Linked DNA regions of Homo sapiens: region 1 is linked to region 2. Evidence: read pairs that join two places in POLR2A ChIA-PET (ENCODE). Cell type or tissue: A673. All regions are shown on one strand. Each heading gives the region's core, and the rest is flanking DNA. Links, peaks and the distances in the headings are about the cores only. Region 1 overlaps COL25A1 (collagen type XXV alpha 1 chain). Region 2 has its middle 120 kb from the start of ELOVL6.

Region 1 (5,388 bases), core at 166-5,165, 1.1 Mb after region 2:
AAATATGAGTCATATCATAAGACACACAAATAAGTGTCATAACACCGATGAACAAATTACCATGACAACTTTGTTAATCATTCCTGGCTACATTAGAGAAGGCTAGATTAGGAAGTTTGCCAGGCAGAGAATGGAGGAGTAGAGAATTTTAAGCAAAGTAAATTGTATGTACAGAAGGATTTAGCAAGGAGCACATATGGGCAGAAAAGAGGTATTGCATGTGTCAGGACACACTGAGTGAATGAAGTGGAACAGTAGCTGAGGCTAGAGACGTAGTTTGGGGATATATTTATATAAGGACACTTCTACCAAGTTAAAGAATTAAAATGTATACCGTAGAGTGTGGGGCACATGGGGAAGCTTTTAGACAAGAGGACATTATCAGATTTTTAATGGGAATTTTCTGCATAGTGTGGAGGAGGGAGAGGTTGTGGAGAGTAGCCTAGAGGTACATGCAGTAGTGCGGGTGAGAGATGCCCAGAGAAATGCTAAGCTGCTCGATGTGTGGATGCAAAATGGCAAATATGGATGTTCCAATGAATTCACATCAAGAGATATAAAAAGATTCTAAGAAATTTGGTTTAAAAACATTTTATTCTCTCTAGGATAAGTCTTAGGATTTAGATGCCTATAATACTTTCTGAATCCAATTCTGAAGTAGTTTGAGTCACAGCTTGGTTTAGTTTTGTCTGGTTCCAGATTAAACTTTTGGCATGGCCCTGAAAGAGCACCTCTGCAAGGACACTTTAATATGATATATAGTAGCTCCTGAGAGTCATATATGTCAATGGGAACTGGAACTCCATCGGTATATTTTGAGTTTAGAAAAGTATAAATAATATAAATTTGTGAATCTTTTATGACTGAGTGTTCTAAGGATTGTTTATGTTTCTGTGTAAAATGCATACAATAAAATTAGCTGGAATAATTATCTTTTCCTATTTGTAAGTCAAAGGAAGAATCATAACTTATGGTGAAACTCTAAAGCAAGAGAAAGTCGTTGCATTTACAAAGTGTACTAGCTAATACCCCAACTCTGTTGCTGGTAGTTGCTTTTGATCTCCATATTTATTTGGTAATATTTCTTCAGTCCATGATGGTGAGCATGATCTAATAAATTCACTTAAACTTATCAGGATTTTAAAGCCAGAATAGAAAGCAAGAATGTAGGGTTTCAGTGGAGGAAGAGTTCAGAGGGATATACTAAAATTTCACATAACCTTGAAAACAATCCTAGCCAAGGAATTGCCACGGCTCCATTTAATTTTTCATCAAGATGCAGAACCTTGTTCAGAAGAAACAATGAGCCATTGTGAGAGATTTGGATTCTCAAGTCTTAGTTCATCATTCTTTCTTAGGAGCCTCATAAATGGCAACCTAAAAAACCAACTATTACTGTTATCCCTTTCTACCCAAATTGATTGGGTTACAGAATTAAGGAAATACATGAATGGAGGCCAAGATAAACAGTTTTGACAAAATTGTTTCTCTAGTTCCATGAAATCATTAATTGGCCCACCTCCCCTCATCTATCTGAAATTATAGATGAGTTTTTTGTGTCACTCTAGATTGTCTTCTGTTATTTGTCCCCAGAGCATTGATACCTCTCCATTTTTTTCCTTTGACTTGTTCAATGCTAGTCTTTTCTTCTAGACTGTAAGAGACTCATTCATCTTGTCAGTGGGCTTTATCCAGAGCTTAACACAGTGTTCAGCCCCAAGCTAATGTACATGAAGTAACTCAAAAACAAGGGAGAGAGAAGTAGGGAGGGAAAGTGGGGAAGAAGGGAAGCTGATTTTAGAAAAATAGAGAGCTGGGTGAAATCTTATCACTTCAATTACAGTTACAAATGTAATTATCCTAAGGTTGTCCCTAAAATGAGAGAAATGTCATAATGATACATTTTAAGAACAATGCCTGGCACAGTAAGTATTTTTCCTAGAATTTCTCAAACTTATTGTTCATTCATTCAAGAGGCCATAGAGAAAAAAAGCTTTATTTCTTCATTTTGTATTACACACGTGGAATTAGAGACCAAAATACAGAGGAGTTATAGGGCATAACTCAGAAAGAACTTGGCTTCACTCTTGATGTGTCCCTTGCCTCACTTTGCAGCCATATATTGCCTAGGATTTGCACACATGTTATCCTGAATGGGACTCTTGAGAGAGAAAGATGAGTTTTATAAAATGTACTTCTGGTTCAACTTCAAGGATTATTTAAACCTACTTAAGATGTTATACAAATTCCTATAGGATTTTTATTTAATACCCTCACGAACATTTGTCTAACAGGGCAATGTTCTCATTTTCACTCAATTTTATAAGATTCAAGAAAAGCAAATTTGTTAAACAAAGACCTCATTGATCATATTCATTTTCTAGAAATTTTATTAAAAATAACTCTCCAACTTCAAAGGCACATTATTTACATGAATCTTTCCCACCACCCTATAAGTACTTTCCTCTTGCAGATTTTCCAGTCACTAACTAGGATGAAAGAAACTCTCGTAGAAATATCAAATTCAGTGGAAATGTCTATCACTCAGCAATTACAAAAAGGAATTTCACGCTTCTTGAAAAACCCATTAGTCACAAGCTCTAATTTGTATATTAGATTCATACTCAATGAATGCATTATTTGGCATTAGTTTCCAGAGAGAAACACAATGGCAAAGTGCAACATTTAAAACCTTCCTAGGGCTTGTGTGCTCACAGTGCCAGGAAATCTTTTCATTGTAAATATACGTTGTTGTTAGCTATGATTTTACACAGATCAGTGGAGTGCAAATCCCATTTCACAACTATTTTGATGTTTGGGGCTTAGGAAGACATAGCACCTGTTCCAACTCCAAATACAGTAGAGTCACAGTAGATGGCTTGTTTTTGTTTGGGAGGCAAAAGTAACAGGGAAAATTAGAATTCTATGCACCAGATTTGTTGGAAAACTGATTCAGTTGAATTCTCAGCCAAAATAAAAGCAGGAAAATGACACTTATTTGGTTGAGGACATAAAAGAAGGAAAGTGACAGAATAATAGATTGGCAGAAAGAAGCTTCATCCCAGCTGTATTTACAGGAAAAGCTTTAAGGATGTTTAAGCATAAGTAGTGATGGAAGAAAGGAGATGGAGACAATTGATCTACTAGACATGCTAGATGAATACATTTGTTATTCAGTAGGAAATCTGGAATATGCCATGGAATACCTTTAGCTCATCTTATAAGTTGCAACTAAAAATACACACACTTTCACTCACTCATAGACAACTTACATTGGTTTGAACCCTACTGATTTGAAATTCAGGCACTACAGTATGTGTATGACTTTTAAGTAGAAAAATTGATCTAATTTTATTCTTAGTGCAAGTTATTTTAAAAAGGAAAAATGGAAATCTCAACTAAAAAAGTCATTTTTTTAAAGCAAGAGCTTAAAAAATTGGAATTTTTAAATGTTGTAATTCCAGATGTTTTTGATACTAAAGATATTTCAGCTCAATAAACATTTATATTGAACAACTGTTTATGTACAAGCCTTCTTCTAGTTAGAAACTGTACTTAATGCAATTTTAAAATTACACTTAATTTACTTAAAAAGTTCTTAATATTATGGAGATAGCATACACTTAATGTGAACTATACTTTTTCTCACTAGTGTACACCATCATGACTACTAATTATTATTATCTTTTTTGAGACAGTATTGTTCTGTCACTCAGGCTGGAGTGCAGTGGCATGATCATAGCTCACTGCAGCCTCAACCTCCCAGGCTCAAGTGATCCTCCTGCTTCAGCCTCCCAAGTAGCTGGGATTACAGGTGTGCCCCACCACACACAGCTAACTTTTAAAATTTCTTGTAGAGACTGGGTCTCAGTATGTTGCCCAGGCTGGTCTCGAACTCGTGGTCTCCAGTGAGCCTCCTGACTCAGCCTCCCAAAGTGCTGGGATTACAGACGTGAGCCACCATGGCTGGCCCTTCATTATTTTTTAAACAATGGACAGTGTCCAAAATTCCCTTTAAAGATCTTTGTATATGTATGCTCTAATTTTGCCCATTTTCTTTTTTTGGAAATTATTAGAGATGACCCCGATAACTGATTTTAGGTCTTGACTGTTAGCTAAGAAGTTTTTTCTTAGCCTACATGCATGAGGACTTTGTGACCACTGTCCATATTCTGCTTGAAAGCTATAAAACTTAAAAAAAATTTAAATCGCCCTTTCCTGATTATTAACTATTAAGCTTACAACCTAAATTTGAGTTAATATATGTGCTTGAATTCTTATTTCTGATAACTCAGAGAATACACAGTCTAGTTCTATGTGCAAAGGATGTTACATGACTATTATCATATGTTGTTTTTCTATTTGGAGGTAACAGTTTTTGTTGCAAACATTTGGAAGATGTCTCTGAATTCAGATATGGAGTCTAAAACCACAGAATGAAGTAGAGCTCAATGGTTTGGGAAACATATTTCTGCAAGACATCCAACCAGACTTAGTAATAAGCAAATTATAGAAAAGCAAGAAAGTGGTGGTGTTTCTAACTAAATATAATTGTGATTATTCAGATAGACTGGGCTGGAAGTTTCATATTGTTAATCAATATCATAAAGCAAATTGTTGTGGAAATGCTTAAAATATTTAAAAGAACAAAAACATTCTCATATAACATAGAAGAACCAGTTGATAAAATGAATTTGCATAATTTTATTTGGTCCTATCCTTTTATAAAGCATGCACCCTACAGGACTTTTGAACAGATTAACACGAGATAAATGATTCTTATCAAGTAAATGATTAAATGAATGTTGCTAACCTAGTTTGAATTACAAACTTGCACTAGTTGGAGTAACCAACACTGTTCACACCAACAGTTTCCTCAAATCCTGTCTCTTAACATTAAAAAACAAAACCAACCAACCAGTCAACCAACCAACAAACAAACACATGTATTTCTTGATTAGGTCAAACAAACAAACAAACAAACAAACAAACAAATGTATTTCTTGATTAGGTCAAACTCCAATCTCCAATGTGGGAGATGGTGGTATAAGGGTAGAGGAGATGTCTCTTCTCTGCATTCTTTTAGGGATCCAGGATTCTTTCATTGTTTCACTATGCTAAATTCCTTTCAGGGCTGTGTCTTCCTCTCTTATCAAGCAGTGAATAGGAAAAGGAAAAAATCATGGAGGATTTGCATACCAGGTTTCTTGCACAAGCCAGGCCTACTTCTGCCTACATTCCATTGTGTGCACAAGCCAGGCCCACTTCTGCCTGCATTCCATTGTGTGCCCAAGAGAAAAAGCAAGCAGAGTTTGTTGAATACATAGCATTCTCTTCCATAAGCACTTCTTAAAAAAAAAACCTTGTAATTCATAATTTTCAGTAATT
Region 2 (5,388 bases), core at 123-5,122:
TCTTTGCTGTTTTGAGGTGTCCTACACTGATGGAAACGGATTATCAATTTCACATTCAAAAATTTTCAGAAGCTTTTTCTTGCCACTTTGATGGCTAATAGACATCCAAACTCAGTATGTCCAAAACTATGGCCCTGGCCTTTCCTTCCAAACTCTTACTTTCCATAACCTTTCTATTGCAGTTGATGGTAGACATCTCAAAATCAATGTGTTCAACTTGCAAGACCCAATTTATTTATTTATTTATTTATTTATTTATTTATTTATTTATTGATTTGAGACAGAGTCTCATTCTGTTGCCCAGGCTGGAATGCAATGGCGCGATCTCGGCTCACTGCAACCTCTGTCTCCTGGATTCAAGCAATTCTCCTGCCTCAGCCTCCCAGGTAGCTGGGATTACAGGCGTGCGCCACCAGGCCCGGCTAATTTTTTGTATTTTTAGTAGAAATGGGGTTTCACCATGTTGGTCAGGCTGGTCTCAAACTCCTGACCTCGTGATCCGCCTGCCTTGGCCTCCCAAAGTGCTGGGATTACAGGCGTGAGCCACCGCGCCCAGCCCACAACACCCAATTTGTGTTTCAAAACTCACTCCTCCCACAGTCTTCCCCGTCATTCCAGTTAATTGGGGGCAAAAGATTTCAAATCTTTCTTGACACCTCTCTTATCCCCACATCTAATATCCAATCCATCAGAAAAAAAAAAAAATCTGTCAACTCTAATGTCAAAATAAATAGCCAGAATCCAGCTACTTCCTGATACCTCCATTGTTATTTCCATTAATACCTGGTTTGAGCCACTCTGGGCTTTTGTCTGGACTGCTGTAATAGCCCCTTCTCTAGCTTCCCAACTTCTATGTTTGACCCTCTAAAGTCTACTATTCTTATCACAGGACTGCATGATCTTTTAAAAACATAAACCAGGCCAGACACGGTGGCTCATGCCTGTAATCCCAGCACTTTGGGAGGCCGAGGCAGGTGGATCACCTGAATTCAGGAGTTCAAAACCAGCCTGGCCAAACTGGTGAAACCCCATCTCTACTAAAAATATAAAAATTACCTTGGCATGGTGGCGGATGCCTGTAATCCCAGCTACTCGGGAGGCCGAGGCAGGAGAATCACTTGAACCCGAGAGGCGGATGTTGTAGTCAACCGAGATCATGTCATTGCACTCCAGCCTAGGCAACAGAGTGAGACTCCATCTCAAAAAAAAAAGAAGAAAAAAGCCATAAATCAGATTTTATTACTCCTTTGTTCAAGACTTGACAATGGCACTCGATTTCTTAGAATAGTTTGCAAAGCCTCCAGGATCTGCCCGCTATTTCACCTCTCTGACCTCATCTTCTCCTGCTCCCCTTCTCATTCACTCCACTGCAGCCACATTGACCATCTTGTTGAGTTCTCTAAACAAACCAAACATGCTCCCAAACTGAGGTCTTTGTAAAGTCTAGTCCCTCTGCAGGAACTCCTCTTTCCCTGGATATTTACCTAGCTAACTCCCTTACATCCTTTATATTTTTGTTGAAATGTCATCTCCTCAATGAATAAAATACCTTATACAAAATCAAACCCTCCCCACTGCCCAGGATGCCTGAGCCCCCTTACCATGCCCTGCCTTTATTTTTCCAAAGTGTCACTTACCCCCTTCTAACACACTGTACTATTTTCTTATTTATTATTTTTATTGTCTTTCTCTCCCTGATGCAATAGAAGCTCCACAAATACAGGGATCTTTGTCTTTTTTGTTCATGGATGTACACCAAGCAACCATAACTGTGCTGGATACATGTGAGCACTCAATTATTTTTTAGTGAACTGAATTAATTAAATGCCAAACAAGAATAAGCTTTCCAGGCATGGTAGGAAAACACCCACACAATAACTTCTAACACATTTTCCCATTTTAATCTACTTCAGTACTTTAATTTTTCTATGCTTCAAGCTGGTGTGCAGTGGCAGGATCTTGGCTCACTGCAACCTCCGCTTCCTGAGTTCAAGCTATTCTCGTGCCTCAGCCTCCTGAGTAGCTGGGATTACAGGCGCGCACTACTACGTCCGGCTAATTTTTCTATTTTTAGTAAAGACGGGGTTTCACCATGTTGGCCAGGCTGGTCTCGAACTCCTGACCTCAAGTGATCCACCCGCTTAAGCCTCCCAAAGTGCTGGGATTACAGGCATAAGCCACTGCGTTAGTTCTTTTTTATGAAAATAAAATACTAGGATAAAATATTCCTTCATTTAAAAGTTTTAACTCTGGGTCACCTGTCCAAGTTCCGATGCTAAAAAAGGAGACTGATGCCGCTGCCTTTCAGTGGTTTCCAAGGTGGTTGCTTGCACAATGGCTAAGTCAAGATGGAATAGCGCCATCTGCTGTCAGCCCTCTGATCTCAATGGAATTACTGATTTGGGCTGTTAGCTTCTTGAACTTTGTTATAATTCCCATGTTATCACACAAAAATTTTTTCTTTTTTTTTTTTTTTTGAGACAGAGTCTCGCTCTGTCACCCAGGCTGGAGTGCAGTGGCGCGATCTCGGCTCACTGCAACCTCCGCCTCCCAGGTTCAAGCGATTCTCCTGCCTCAGCCTCCAGACTAGCTGGGACTACAGGCACCTGCCACCAGGCCTGGCTAATTTTTTGTATTTTTAGTAGAGACGGGGTTTCACCGTGTTAGGCAGGATGGTCTCGATCTCCTGACCTCGTGATCTGCCTACCTCGGCCTTCCAAAGTGCTGGGATTACAGGTGTGAGCCACCGCACCCGGCCCTACTTTTTTCTTTTTGAGTCAGTGTCTCACTCTGTCGCCGAGACTGGAGTGCAGCAGCGTGATCATGGTTCATGGCAGCCTCGATCTCCTGCCGATCCTCCCACCTCAGCCTACCAAGTAGCTGAGACCACAGGGACACCATCACCATACTTGGCAATTTTTATTTTTTTGTAGAAATGAGGTCTTGCCATGTTGCCCAGGTTGGTCTTGAACACCTAACCTCAAACAGTTCTCCTGCCTGGGCCTCCGTAAGTGCTGGGATTACAGGCATGAGTCACTGAGCCTAGCTGCACACAAAATTTTTTAATCTGGCAATCTCAATTTTGTCTTTCTGTCTTTCCTCCTCCTCCTCCTCCTCCTTCTCTTCATCTTCTTCTTCTTCCTCTTCCTCTTCTTCTCTTTTTTCTTTCTTCTTCTTCTCCTTATCCTTCTTGCAAATTACATTACTACACTCACCTTTACAGTGATTTCAAGATTTCAACTGCTTTAGAGAAGTGAAATGACACAGTTAAGCAGTGGAAATACTTGGGCATGAATTACAATTCTCTGGCCTGGAATGCACCTCCTAGCAGGTTCACGTTAGTCAGTGGAGTGTTTCAAGATAATTCAAGTTATGAATGACTAAACGAGACGGACATTAGATCAAAGGGCCCCCAATGTTGCCAAGCACAAATGGTTTATTTTTCTTGAAAATGTCCTTGTGAATTTAGACAAAATTTTGTCTCCTTGAGCATACTATCCTTCAGGTGAACTAAATACCTTACCTCCATTTATTTATTTATTTAGAGACAGGGTCTGGCTCAGGTTGGAGTGCAGTGGCGTTACCTTGGCTCACTGCATGCAACCTCTGACTCCTGAGTTTACATGATCCTCCCACCTCAGCCTCCCAAGTAGCCGGGACTACAGGTATGCACCACCACACCTGCCTAGTCTTTGTATTTTTTGTAGAGATGGGGTTTTGCCATGTTGCCCAACCTGCTCTGGAACCCCAGCGCTCAAGTGATCTGCCTGTCTCAGTGTCCCCAAACACTGGGATTACAGGCATGAGCCACCTCACCTGACTGTATTTATTCTATACAAAGTAAGTTTGTAATTACTACCCAAAAAATTGTCTAACTGATATTATATAACTTAAATATAGAGTTTTATAATAATATAATAATATAATAACTTTTATAACTTAAATAAAAAAGAAAATAATTCATCCAGGGAAATGCAGTAAATTTCAGATCTCATCTCTGGAAACTTAAGGAAAGAGTTAAGGTAGTAATCCCAGTTTTTCTAGCATATTAGTCATTTGACATAATGTTTAACGGTCCTGAATAAAGATAATAGAACATTTCCTGCAGTAAAAATGTGCTTATGTCCTGATTTTTAGAAAGGTAGATGTCCTTTTTTTCCCCATAAGTGATTGCTATGTTCATTGCTTATCATAGAGTCTATTCAATAAAGGCAACATTAGTCTATCTGACTCTAAATGTCATTGGTTCATCCAACAAACATTTATTGGGGGACTACTCTGTGCCACACTCTGTTGTAGATGATGGTGATTTAACAGAATCCAAATCTGACAAATTCCCTGTCTTCAAGGAGCTCATGTTCCAGTTGTTGGTTGTTCATTCATTCCTTTTTTTTTTTTCAGCTAGGTTGGGAAGACTGACAATCCCTGCCCTCTTGTCAACTGGGGGAAAACAAACAGTAAGCATGATAATTTAAACATATAGTGTGTTGGCCGTGAGTGGTGGCTCACGCCTGTAATCCCAGCACTTTGGGAGGCCAAGGCAGGCAAATCACTTGAGGTCAGGAGTTAGAGACCAGCCTGGCCAACATGGTGAAACCCCATCTCTACTAAAAATACAAAAATTAGCTAGGTGTGATGGTAGGCACCTGTAATCCCAGCTGCTCGGGAGGCTGAGGCAGGAGAATCGTCTGAACCTGGCAGGTGGAGGTTGCAGTGAGCTGAGATTGTACCACTGCACTCCAGCCTGGGCAACAGAGTGAGAATCCATTTCCAAAAATAAAATAAAATAATTAGTTAAAACTATAGCATGTTGCATGGTGTTATGGGTTGAATTGTGTCCTCTCCAAATACCTATGTAGAAGTCTTATCCCTTAGAGCCTAAGAGAGTGACCTTATTCGGAAATAGGGTCATTGCAGGTTTCATTAGTTAAGGTAAGATGAGATCATATGGAGTAGGGTGGACTCCTAATCCAATATGACTAGTATCCTTATAAAAAGGGGAACTATGCACAGTGATACACGCACATAGGGAGATGCCATGTGAATATGAGGGCAGAGATCAGGGTGACGGGCCTACAAACCGGGAACACCAACATTGCCAACAAAGCCAGAAGCTAGAAGAGAGGCATGGACAGATTCTCTCTTAAACCTTCAGAAGGAACCAACCCTGCTAACGCTTTGATCTCATGCTGGTAGTCTGCAGAACTATGAGATGATATATTTCTGTTGTTCTAAGCCACCTCGTTTTTAGTACTTTGATACGGCAGTACTAGGAAACTAATACAATAGTGATGAGTTCTACACAGAAATAATTAAAGCAGGGAAAGAGGATATAGAGTGTGGCAGTTATGATTTAAAATGGAGTAAGCGACTGTCTTAATGGGGACA

What was found. ChIA-PET counts read pairs that join two places held together with the same protein. Peaks named below come from ENCODE experiments on the same cell type or tissue, not always from the same donor. Only the 100,000 strongest peaks of a DNase experiment are listed, where the experiment ranks them.
Region 1: POLR2A ChIA-PET joins it to region 2 with 5 read pairs; 1 of 35 experiments calls an interaction of 5 or more read pairs at or near these places.

The regions. Positions count from the first base shown.
Region 1 is chr4:109,164,018-109,169,405 of GRCh38, reverse strand. All of the region lies in intron 3 of COL25A1 (collagen type XXV alpha 1 chain), which reads left to right. Among named protein-coding and RNA genes, the nearest start is that of COL25A1, 140 kb to the left of the region's middle. In A673, for the core only: no CTCF peak of the experiment used is centred there; a DNase peak (open chromatin) is centred at 2,645.
Region 2 is chr4:110,312,629-110,318,016 of GRCh38, reverse strand. No RefSeq gene overlaps it. Among named protein-coding and RNA genes, the nearest start is that of ELOVL6, 120 kb to the right of the region's middle. RefSeq lists a silencer at 2,230-2,524. In A673, for the core only: a CTCF peak has its summit at 2,367 (motif pointing left); a DNase peak (open chromatin) is centred at 2,336.